Regions from separate parts of the Homo sapiens genome. Here region 2 is linked to region 1. A link is an interaction called in ENCODE POLR2A ChIA-PET data of the cell type or tissue named here. Cell type or tissue: K562. All regions are shown on one strand. Each heading gives the region's core, and the rest is flanking DNA. Links, peaks and the distances in the headings are about the cores only. Region 1 has its middle 13 kb from the start of DUSP2. Region 2 holds the start of LOC124900512 (fumarylacetoacetate hydrolase domain-containing protein 2B-like).

What was found. Peaks named below come from ENCODE experiments on the same cell type or tissue, not always from the same donor. Only the 100,000 strongest peaks of a DNase experiment are listed, where the experiment ranks them.
Region 2: POLR2A ChIA-PET joins it to region 1 with 7 read pairs; 1 of 35 experiments calls an interaction of 5 or more read pairs at or near these places.

Annotation. Positions count from the first base shown.
Region 1 is chr2:96,155,905-96,160,284 of GRCh38, forward strand. No RefSeq gene overlaps it. Among named protein-coding and RNA genes, the nearest start is that of DUSP2, 13 kb to the left of the region's middle. RefSeq lists enhancers at 1,367-1,456, 1,636-2,174, 1,986-2,280, 1,997-2,406, 2,567-2,706 and 1 more. In K562, for the core only: no CTCF peak of the experiment used is centred there; DNase peaks (open chromatin) are centred at 2,087 and 2,467; H3K4me3 peaks cover 196 bases.
Region 2 is chr2:96,010,345-96,014,724 of GRCh38, forward strand. It overlaps LOC124900512 (fumarylacetoacetate hydrolase domain-containing protein 2B-like), which reads left to right and starts at 400. Exons shown (of 4, transcript XM_047446740.1): 1 at 400-3,627. The coding sequence starts at 3,278. It also overlaps the pseudogene FAHD2CP. RefSeq lists an enhancer at 1-118 and a silencer at 69-148. In K562, for the core only: CTCF peaks have their summits at 936 and 2,714; no DNase peak of the experiment used is centred there; H3K4me3 peaks cover 495 bases.

The sequences.
Region 1 (4,380 bases), core at 174-4,173:
GAGAATTACTTGAACCCAGGAGGCGGAGCTTGCAGCAAGCTGAGATCACACCACTGCACTCCAGCCTGGGCAACAGAGCGAGACTCCATCTCAAAAAAAAAAAAAAAATCACACTTCTCATCAGTTTCACATCACTTTGCGGGACAGGAATTACTTGCTATTCCCATTTGGCGGATGAGGAATTTTTTCCCCAATGTCAAGGCAGAACTGGGACTCCCGCCCATCCTTTCCTCGTTAAGGCCCCTGGGCTCTGTGCATTAGTCCTGCCTCTCCGATGGTGGTAAGGTCCTCCAAGGAAGAGGAGGCCTGACATGCCCATGGCCGCACTGCCACCCATGCCCCTGGCACCATCTGACCTTGGTTGGAGCCCAGCAGTCCCCCACCCCCACCCAGTGGAAACAGAACAGAAATGCGTGTGTGCCCAGGACCCGGGGCATGGGACCTCACATGTGGCTACAAATTAGATGGGCTACAGATTAGTTGTGGGTTAGAACCCCAGATGGGTTCACCATCTTCCAGGGGCTGGGGAACCCCCTCCACCTTGGCTGAGAGATGAGCCCACTTCAAACACACTTTTACCTTTTACTTATTCTCCAAAATTTGTTTGGAATGATGACATAAAATATGAGAAAAACAAACAAGCACTGTTTTTTAAACCAGAAAAGCAGAGAGGTGGTTAACTCCATGCCACAAAAGGATCAGAGACCCGGCATGTCATGTGCCCACACCAGGGCCCATGTTGGGGTGACTCCAAGCAGTGTGACAAACTGGTTTGGGGGCTAATGTGAGGTTACAGCAGAGGTTTCCCAAACCAACCAGTTGGTTTCAGAATCAGCCAGGCCCTGTTGTCTCCTAACCAGACTATGATAACAGCCACCCCCAGGTCCTGGGCACCTGCCTCTGCCTCTCCCGGCCCCGTCTGCCCACCCCCTCCCATCACAGCCCAAGTCTTCTTCCCCGAGGGAAATCTGAGTCCCAGCTCCCTATAGTTGCCTCTGGGATGCATCCACACCCTTCAGCAGGGAGTCAAGGCCCCATCTTTCTTCCCCTTATTTGATTCATGTTCTTCAGCAAAGCCCAGCTTAGTTCTTCCCACCACCCTGTGCCCATGGCCCCCAAACCACCTTGCTCACAGCAGCCACTCTGTCTGCAATGCCCTTCTTGTGGACTCAGAATGCCCTCATGCCCGCCTCCCTGGGGCCAGCACCAATGCTGCCTCCTCCAGGAAGCTTCCCCGTCACCCTGGCGGAGCGTGGTGGCTCCCTCTTGGGTGCCCTGCAGCTCTGTGAAGCCCTCAGGGACTTGCTGTCCCATGGGAGCTGCTGTCATGCAGCTGCTTCCAAGCAGGCTCCACCCTCTTGGATGTCTCCCTCTGTCCTCACCCCAGGGATTCTCATCAGCCCTTCTTTACAGATATGGAAACTGAGGCTCAGAGAGGGAAAGTGAGTCATGCTTGGTGAATCCTAAGCAAGAGGCTGGAGGGGCAGAAGACATGTCCTGTACAGGCTGCCCAGAGCCATGCTGCCTTCCCCCACCCTCAGCAGAACCTGCCTGCCCCCAGGTCAGCCACCGTCCCCCCAGGAGGCCCCCATGCCTGAACACAGGGGTGGCCCCTGCCAGAGCCACACTGGGCAAGTAGGGCTGTGGACAGGACCAGTGCACAGCCATGGTTCCCACAGGGCAGAAGGAACAGGTTACAGAAAACCACTGGGCTTATCCTCAGCCATCTCCTACCTCCCCAAGGAGCCCTTGGGGCCTGGGGACAGGTCAGTAGCAGAGGAAGGACAAGGGGCTTACAAGCATCTTGGCCCTGGCATGGAGTCGAAAATGGGTGAGCAGGTGGCCACATGGGTTGGGGACCACAGGGCCAGGCAGTGTCCGGCAGCCCAGAAGCCCTGAGCTGAGGCTAAGCGGGGCTCTCCCCACACCCCACCCTATAGAGGGTGGAGGAAGTTCCCTGCTGGGTCCAGGGCTGGGACAGTGACAGGCCCCAGCGGGGAGAAGGCCCCATAGTCCCAGTCCGCCAAGGGAAATAGAAACTGCTCACACGCCAGCAGTAGGGCGCACACGGGGTGCCTTCCCCTCATGGCGTGCAAGGAGGGGTGGCCCCTCTGTGTGGGCGGCGGCAGTGCTGAATCATGTCACCCTGCCCCTGCCGCTTCACTGGGAAAGGGGCCCCAGCAGCACCACCTCACCCTGCTGTTGTCGGAACTGAATGAGCCACCATCCGGGAAGGTGTTTTGGAAGCTGTGAACGGCCTGCCATACGTAAATAATTAAAATAATGAAGGAACAACAGACTCATGAGGGCAGGCAAGTGGGCTGGCCTCCCAGCACAGGGGGCAGCCCCCACCTATAGGGAGACCCCAGAAGAAGCTTTTCTTCTGTCCCCCAGCCTCTCTCCAGGCATAGGGCTCTTCCTGGCCCCTCTGCCCATGTGTAAGCTTCTCTCACAGCCGAGGACAAAGCCTTCCCCAGGACCCTCCTGCTCTGGCACCTCTCAGCCTCCTGGCCCTTGACTCCTCAACTTTGGATCCTGTGGGGCAAGAGAGGGCAGTCAGGGAGAGCAGAGGCCCCATGGTTGTCAATTCAGGGGGAGCGTCACAGACAGTGCCCCCCTGCCCCACCTAGCTGGGCCCCTTCCTCGTGCATCTCCGGGCTGCTTATGCTAAGAGAACCTTCCTCCTTTCCCTGATCGGCAGCCCCTTCTGTAGGCTCCATGCAGCAGGTGCTGGGACAGAAGAAATCCATGCTGGTGCACTGCAGCCGTCTGCTCCCGAGAGGGCCGCCTCGGGACCTGCTGCCCAGCACGGGCTCGGGCAAGGCTTGCTGAGAGGCTCAGGGCACGGGGGATCCAGGAGTCCAAGGTGGACCCAGGGGGCCTGGCCGCCTGCACAGCCCCTTCTTGTCCTAGCTTGGCAGGAGGCCCTCAGACCCTGGCCAGTGAGGTCCAGAGAGTCTGCACTGGGACAGCCCAGTCACATCAGCGGCAAGAAGAGTCGCGAGAGAGCCAGGAGCTGGGTCACGAGAGGGTGTTGCTGACTGTTTTTGGCCCCAGCCCCTTCTTGCCCCTTCAATAAACTTCTCCTCCTCCACCCTGGAATTTCCCCAGGAGGATCACACACATTAGAGGGGCGCTGCCCAGAACTAAGACCTCCGTGAGACTCAGCCATTCAACACATATTTGTGGAGCAGCTCTTATGCGCCAGGCACCGCTCTGGGCTCTGGGAATGCAGTGGCTTTGCTGGTTACTCTCTGTCCCCTTCCCCTTCCCAGACCCGTTCTCCTCCCTGCTCTGGGCCCACAGGCTGCCATGCACGGACAGTCAGGTGGGATCTCTCACTCTCTGCTTCCTGACTACTCAGCCAGAAGGCACCAGGAGGCGAAGTGGGGAAAGAGTCTCGAGGACTTCTATCCCTGCTCCTCCTCTGCCCTGACACCAAGGTGTGGGCCGGGCTGGGTCCCTCTGGGACTCCCGTTCCCATAGCTCGGCCCCTCTTCACAGCCCTCGCTGTCCCAGACTCTGACAACATCTTCCCTCTCCTTGTTCTCCCAGCCCAAAAAAGAAGAATGGCCTTGTGGTACAGTGCAAAAATGACTACAACATTTTGACGCTCTTCTATCAAGAGGTGGAGTCCAATTCTCCACAACACATCAAGGACACAGGACAGCCCAGCCTGTGGCACAGGTGCTTTCTCACACATCCTGCCCAGACGCCCACGGTTCCTGGTACTGTGTGTTTGCCCTCGCTGCAAATATGCCCGATTTGTTCAACTACAGCTGTGTTCCTCGTGGTCTTTGGCTGGAGGGAGTTGAGAGACCCCACCTCTATCCTGGTTCCAGCCTCGCCCCTCCTCCTGTAGCATCCAGAATGAACTTTCTAAGTTTCTAAATTGCTCTGCTGGAAACCTTTCAGTGGCACCCAGGTATGTCGGTAGCAGTTCGATTTGGCTGACAGGACAGTGGCCCAGGGTTAAGTGGGGACTAGGAGCTCAGGCTGGTATGCAGGCTCTCCTCCCCAGAACTCCCAGCATATAAAAACTATAAAAACCCTAGAAGAAAACCTAGGAAATACCATTCTGGACACAAGCCCTGGCAGAGACTCCAAAAGCAATTGGAACAAAACCAAAAATTAACAAATGGGACCTAATTAAACTAAACAGCTTCTACACAGCAAAAGAAACCATCAACAGAGTAAACAGGCAACCTACAGAACAAGAGAAAATATTTGCAAACAATGCATCCAACAAAGTTCTAATATCCAGAATCTATAAGGAACTTAAATTAACAAGCAAAAAACAACCCCATTTAAAAAATGGACAAAGGGCTGGGTACAATGGCTCATGCCTGTAATCCAGCACTTTTGGAGGCCAAAGCAGGC
Region 2 (4,380 bases), core at 293-4,292, 150 kb before region 1:
GCGAAGCGCCCAGGGACAAACTTTCAGGCAGCGCCCACTCTCGGTCTCGGGCAATTGCAGGGTCCCTCCGAGAGCGACCGTCTCCAGAAAACGCGGCCGGCGCCTGCCTATGCCCTGAGCCTGAAGAGCCCCCGGCGCCGCCCGCCCCGCACTGGGCCCGCCCCTCCGGGATTGGTGCCCTGCTAGGGGTGGTTGCCTGTGACGTCACCGGACGCGCCCGCTTCTCGCTGGAGTGCGCACCGAGCGGCAGTGACTTCGCCGCTGCTGTAGTTCCCCGGCTGGATGCGGTGACTGGTGCCAGTGCTCAGGCGCCCGCTGCCCTTGACCTCCCGCCCCGCGAGCCCTAACTCAGCGCAGGAGGACCGGCTGCCGCCGCCGCCGCCGCCAGGTAGACCAGGCCTGGCTGGGTTAGGCCAGAAGGGTGTCCCTGGCGCAGGTCTCCCGCGGAGGGCAGAACTAGAACCAGGTTCCCGGCCGTTTCCGACCACACGGATGGGGCGGACCCATGTGAGCCCTCACTAATTGCAGGGGACGAAGCTGGGCATATGGGGAAACTGGGGGTTTCCAGGCGAGTGGACGGTGGGATGGGATCCGACGTGCACACCCACGTTTCAGGCTACTGTTTCCACCTCACGTCGCCGCCCCTTTGCTTATGGACTCTTGCAGAGTTGGATTGAGCTCGGACTGTGTGACATAGTGGTTGTTGCAGAAGCCCCAGGGCCACTTTCTGACTAGTACCTTGGGCACCTGACGTCATCCCTTTGAGTCTCAGTGTCCTCTTCTGTAAAGTGAGGGCGCTTTACCTGAGGGGATTGCTGTAAGGTTGGAATGAACCTGCATGTGTGAGTCATGTGGGAAGGGAACAGTCAATGGGGCCTGGGGTTCTCTTGGAGAGCTGGTAACCAGCCTCGTCCCTGAGGCAACAGCCAGAGGGCGCCTGTAGTTTCCCCACGCATGGCTGTTAGCAGGGCCTCTGCAGGATCTCCTGTGGGAGGTCCCTACTTCTCACTACAATCTTTAGGGCCTTTGGAGGATTTCCTATGGAAGGTCCCCACTTCTCACCACAACATTCTGGGTTAAAATGTCCTTGGTAGGAAGATGGGGCTGAAGCTAGATTTTCTTGCTTGCATTACAAGCTTCTGAACCAAGGACTTCAATGTCACCTGGACTTGGATTCACATCCCAGCTCCTTCCCTTCCTAGCTTTAAGACTGTGTAACCTTGGGCAAATCCCTTAACCGCTTTAAGCCTTAACTGTTTCATCTGTAAAATGGGACTAACAGTACCTACCTTCCACAAGCGTCAAGAATTAAATCAGGCCTGGCGCGGTGGCTCACGCCTGTAATACCAACAATTTGGGAGGCCGAGGCAGGCGGATCACAAGGTCAGGAGATCGAGACCGTCCTGGCTAACACAGTGAAACACCGTCTCTACTAAAAATACAAAAATTAGCTGGGCGTGGCGGCGTGCACCTGTAGTCTCAGCTGCTGGGGAGGCTGAGGCAGGAGAATGGCGTGAACCCGGGAAGCAGAGCTTGCAGTGAGCCAAGATCGTGCCACTGCATTCCAGCCTGGGCGACAGAGCGAGACTCCATCTCAAAAAAAAAAAAAAAGAATTAAATCGGACATTGTAGGTAGAGCACTTAATAGTTGGCATTCAGCGGCAGCAGTTACTGTTATGTTAGCATGTGGAGTGTCTGAGTGTGTGCACTTTGGCTCGAACAGCCTTTTGACAGTGGCACAGTTGGTGCTTGTGTAAGATAGCAGGGCAGAGAAGTCAAAACCCTCGGTTTTCTAGTCAAACTGGTGGGCCACAACAGTGGTGACCTAAGTCTAATGAGTCTTTCACTGAACAAGGCAGATTGAATCTCCAGGCGAGGACCAAGAGTCTGGGGCTCAGCTGCCTCAACATTTTTGGGCATAGAAGGCTGTACAATACAAACAGCCTTTGTTGTAAGAGCAAGGAACCATTCAGGGAAGGCACCATGTGGTAAGGAATAGTGGCCAGAATTGGATTCAGAACAAAACAAGAGAATAGTGTTTGTCTTTAAGTGGAGCCTTGGACTCAAAATAGGACCTGAGCTCTGTGGATAATTTCTTTTTTTTTTTTTTTTTTGGAGTTGCTCTGTTGCCCAGGCTGGAGTGTCGTGGCATGTTCTTGGCTCACTACAACCTCTGCCTCCTGTGTTCAAGTGATTCTCGTATCTCAGCTTCCCTAGTAGCTGGGATTACAGGCGCCTGCCACCAGTCCTGGCTAATTTTTTTGCATTTTTAGGGGAGACAGGGTTTCGCCATGTTGGCCAGGCTGGTCTTGAACTCCTGACCTCAAGTGATCCACCCACCTCGAACTCCCAATGTGCTAGGGATTTCAGGTGTGAGCCACTGCGCCTGGCCCTTGTGGATACTTTCTAGGTGATTTGAGGAGGAAAGGCACAGCCATGTCTCCTAAAGTTAACAAGCACTAAGCTTTCCCAAGTAGTGAAATGTCAAGCCTCTGCTTCTGTCACTTATTTGTTCATTCAGCAGAAAGTCACTGAGAGCCTTCTGTACACCAGGCACAGTGCTGGGCAGTGAAAGAGACAGACATGTCCCTGGATCCAGGGAGGAGATGACCAAGTGATGGCTGTCAGGCCCAGACCTTGCTGTTTGTCTGCAGCCTCTTCCCTCAGGCAACTTGTTCTCTATCAGGAGAAATGAAATAATTATTATCTGGAGAGGCAGGTGGGGGCGCTGCTCCTAGAAGACAAGGACAGCCTGGTAGAGGTTCTAGCTTGATCATGTGAGCAGTGGAAACCATTTTAAGTTGGAGGTTAACAGGACCAAAATAGCATTTAAAAAATGGCTTATGGCCACTGTGAAGCCAGTTTCACCAGCATCACTTGCCCATGCTGGGCTGCCACCCAGCTAATTCCTGGTCCTGCTCATTTAGCCCAGCTCAGCTCACATCACTTCCTCCAGAAACTAGACAAGGGTAGAGCCCCTGACCATCTTCACAGCATTAGTCCTGATAGCTGAATCTTACGTCACTTGTTAACATCTGTGACCTGTGCAGGGAGAATGGCAGGGCTGAGTTTCACCTACATTGTTTCCCCAATACCTACAGCAGAGCCAAGCACAGTGGGAACTTTCAGAAAGCACTGGTTGAAGGAACACTGGAATCCCTGGGACTTACTGCGTAGCATGTAGTAGTTGCTCCTGTAGAAAAGTTTCACCTTATGAAGAATAGCAGGTAAAATACAAGCCTGGACCACTTCCCGTGTGGTATGCAGGGAACGGTTGATGGGGCAAAGGGCCTTGGGCTATATAGCCCTAGGAATTTCAGAGATCCTGATGATGGCTCTGGGATCCTCCGTCTCCTGGATCCTGCATTTTTCTCTGCAGGCTCTGATGGTGGTGTCTGGTAGAAGGTTACTCACAGCTCTGCTGCAGGCTCAGAAGTGGCCCTTTCAACCCTCCAGAGACATGAGACTAGTGCAGTTCTGGGCACCCCACCTGGTGGGGCCTCACTTGGGCCTGGAGACAGGGAATGGTAGAGGGATTATCAACCTCAATGCCTTTGACCCCACACTCCCAAAGACAATGACGCAGTTCCTAGAGCAGGGAGAGGCCACCCTCTCAGTGGCAAGAAGGTAAGTAAGTGGGCAGCATCGCCCTGACACAGCTGCCCTGGTCCCCCCACATCCTCCCCGCTCTGGGAAACAGCACCAGCAGGTAGCTCTTTTGCAAGGGAGCAGAGTAACCCCACCTTTCCTTTTCTCCCATTCTCTTAAAAGATCCTTATAAATCTTATATAATAACATCTTCAGTTTTCAGAGGAGAAAACTGAGAGCTAGGGGAGGTGATTAACAATTTGAAGGCCATACATGTGGTGCTGGAACCAGGACTCTATACTTCATCACACTGCCTCCTCTGGGAATGAAGTCCTGGACTGACTGACGGGTCTGGGCCCGGGGGTCCTAAAAGGCATCTTATGCAGCTGGGGGAGTGATATAGACTCCCAGCTCCTACAAGGAGAGAGGACTGCAAGGAGGTTTTCTATAAGACACTTGGTTCCTGGGTTTGGACTAGATTAGGTGAGAGTGTCCCTGAAGCCTGGACTCCTATAGAATCTGGTCTAAGGAGCTGATGAACAATAAATTAAAAATACTTTAAGATGTCATTTTCATCTATTAAAATGGAAAAAAATACAAATGTTTCACAGCTCACAGTATTAACAGTATGTTCCCATATTGCCATAATCTGCAAAGATTGGAAAACTCCATGTCCCTCATTAGGGACTTGGGTATATCTCTATAGAGCAGTAATATGCAGCCACAAGAAATAAAGAGGACACTCTCTATGTATTGTTACATATTGTTAAGCAGAGATCTCCAAAGTCAGTT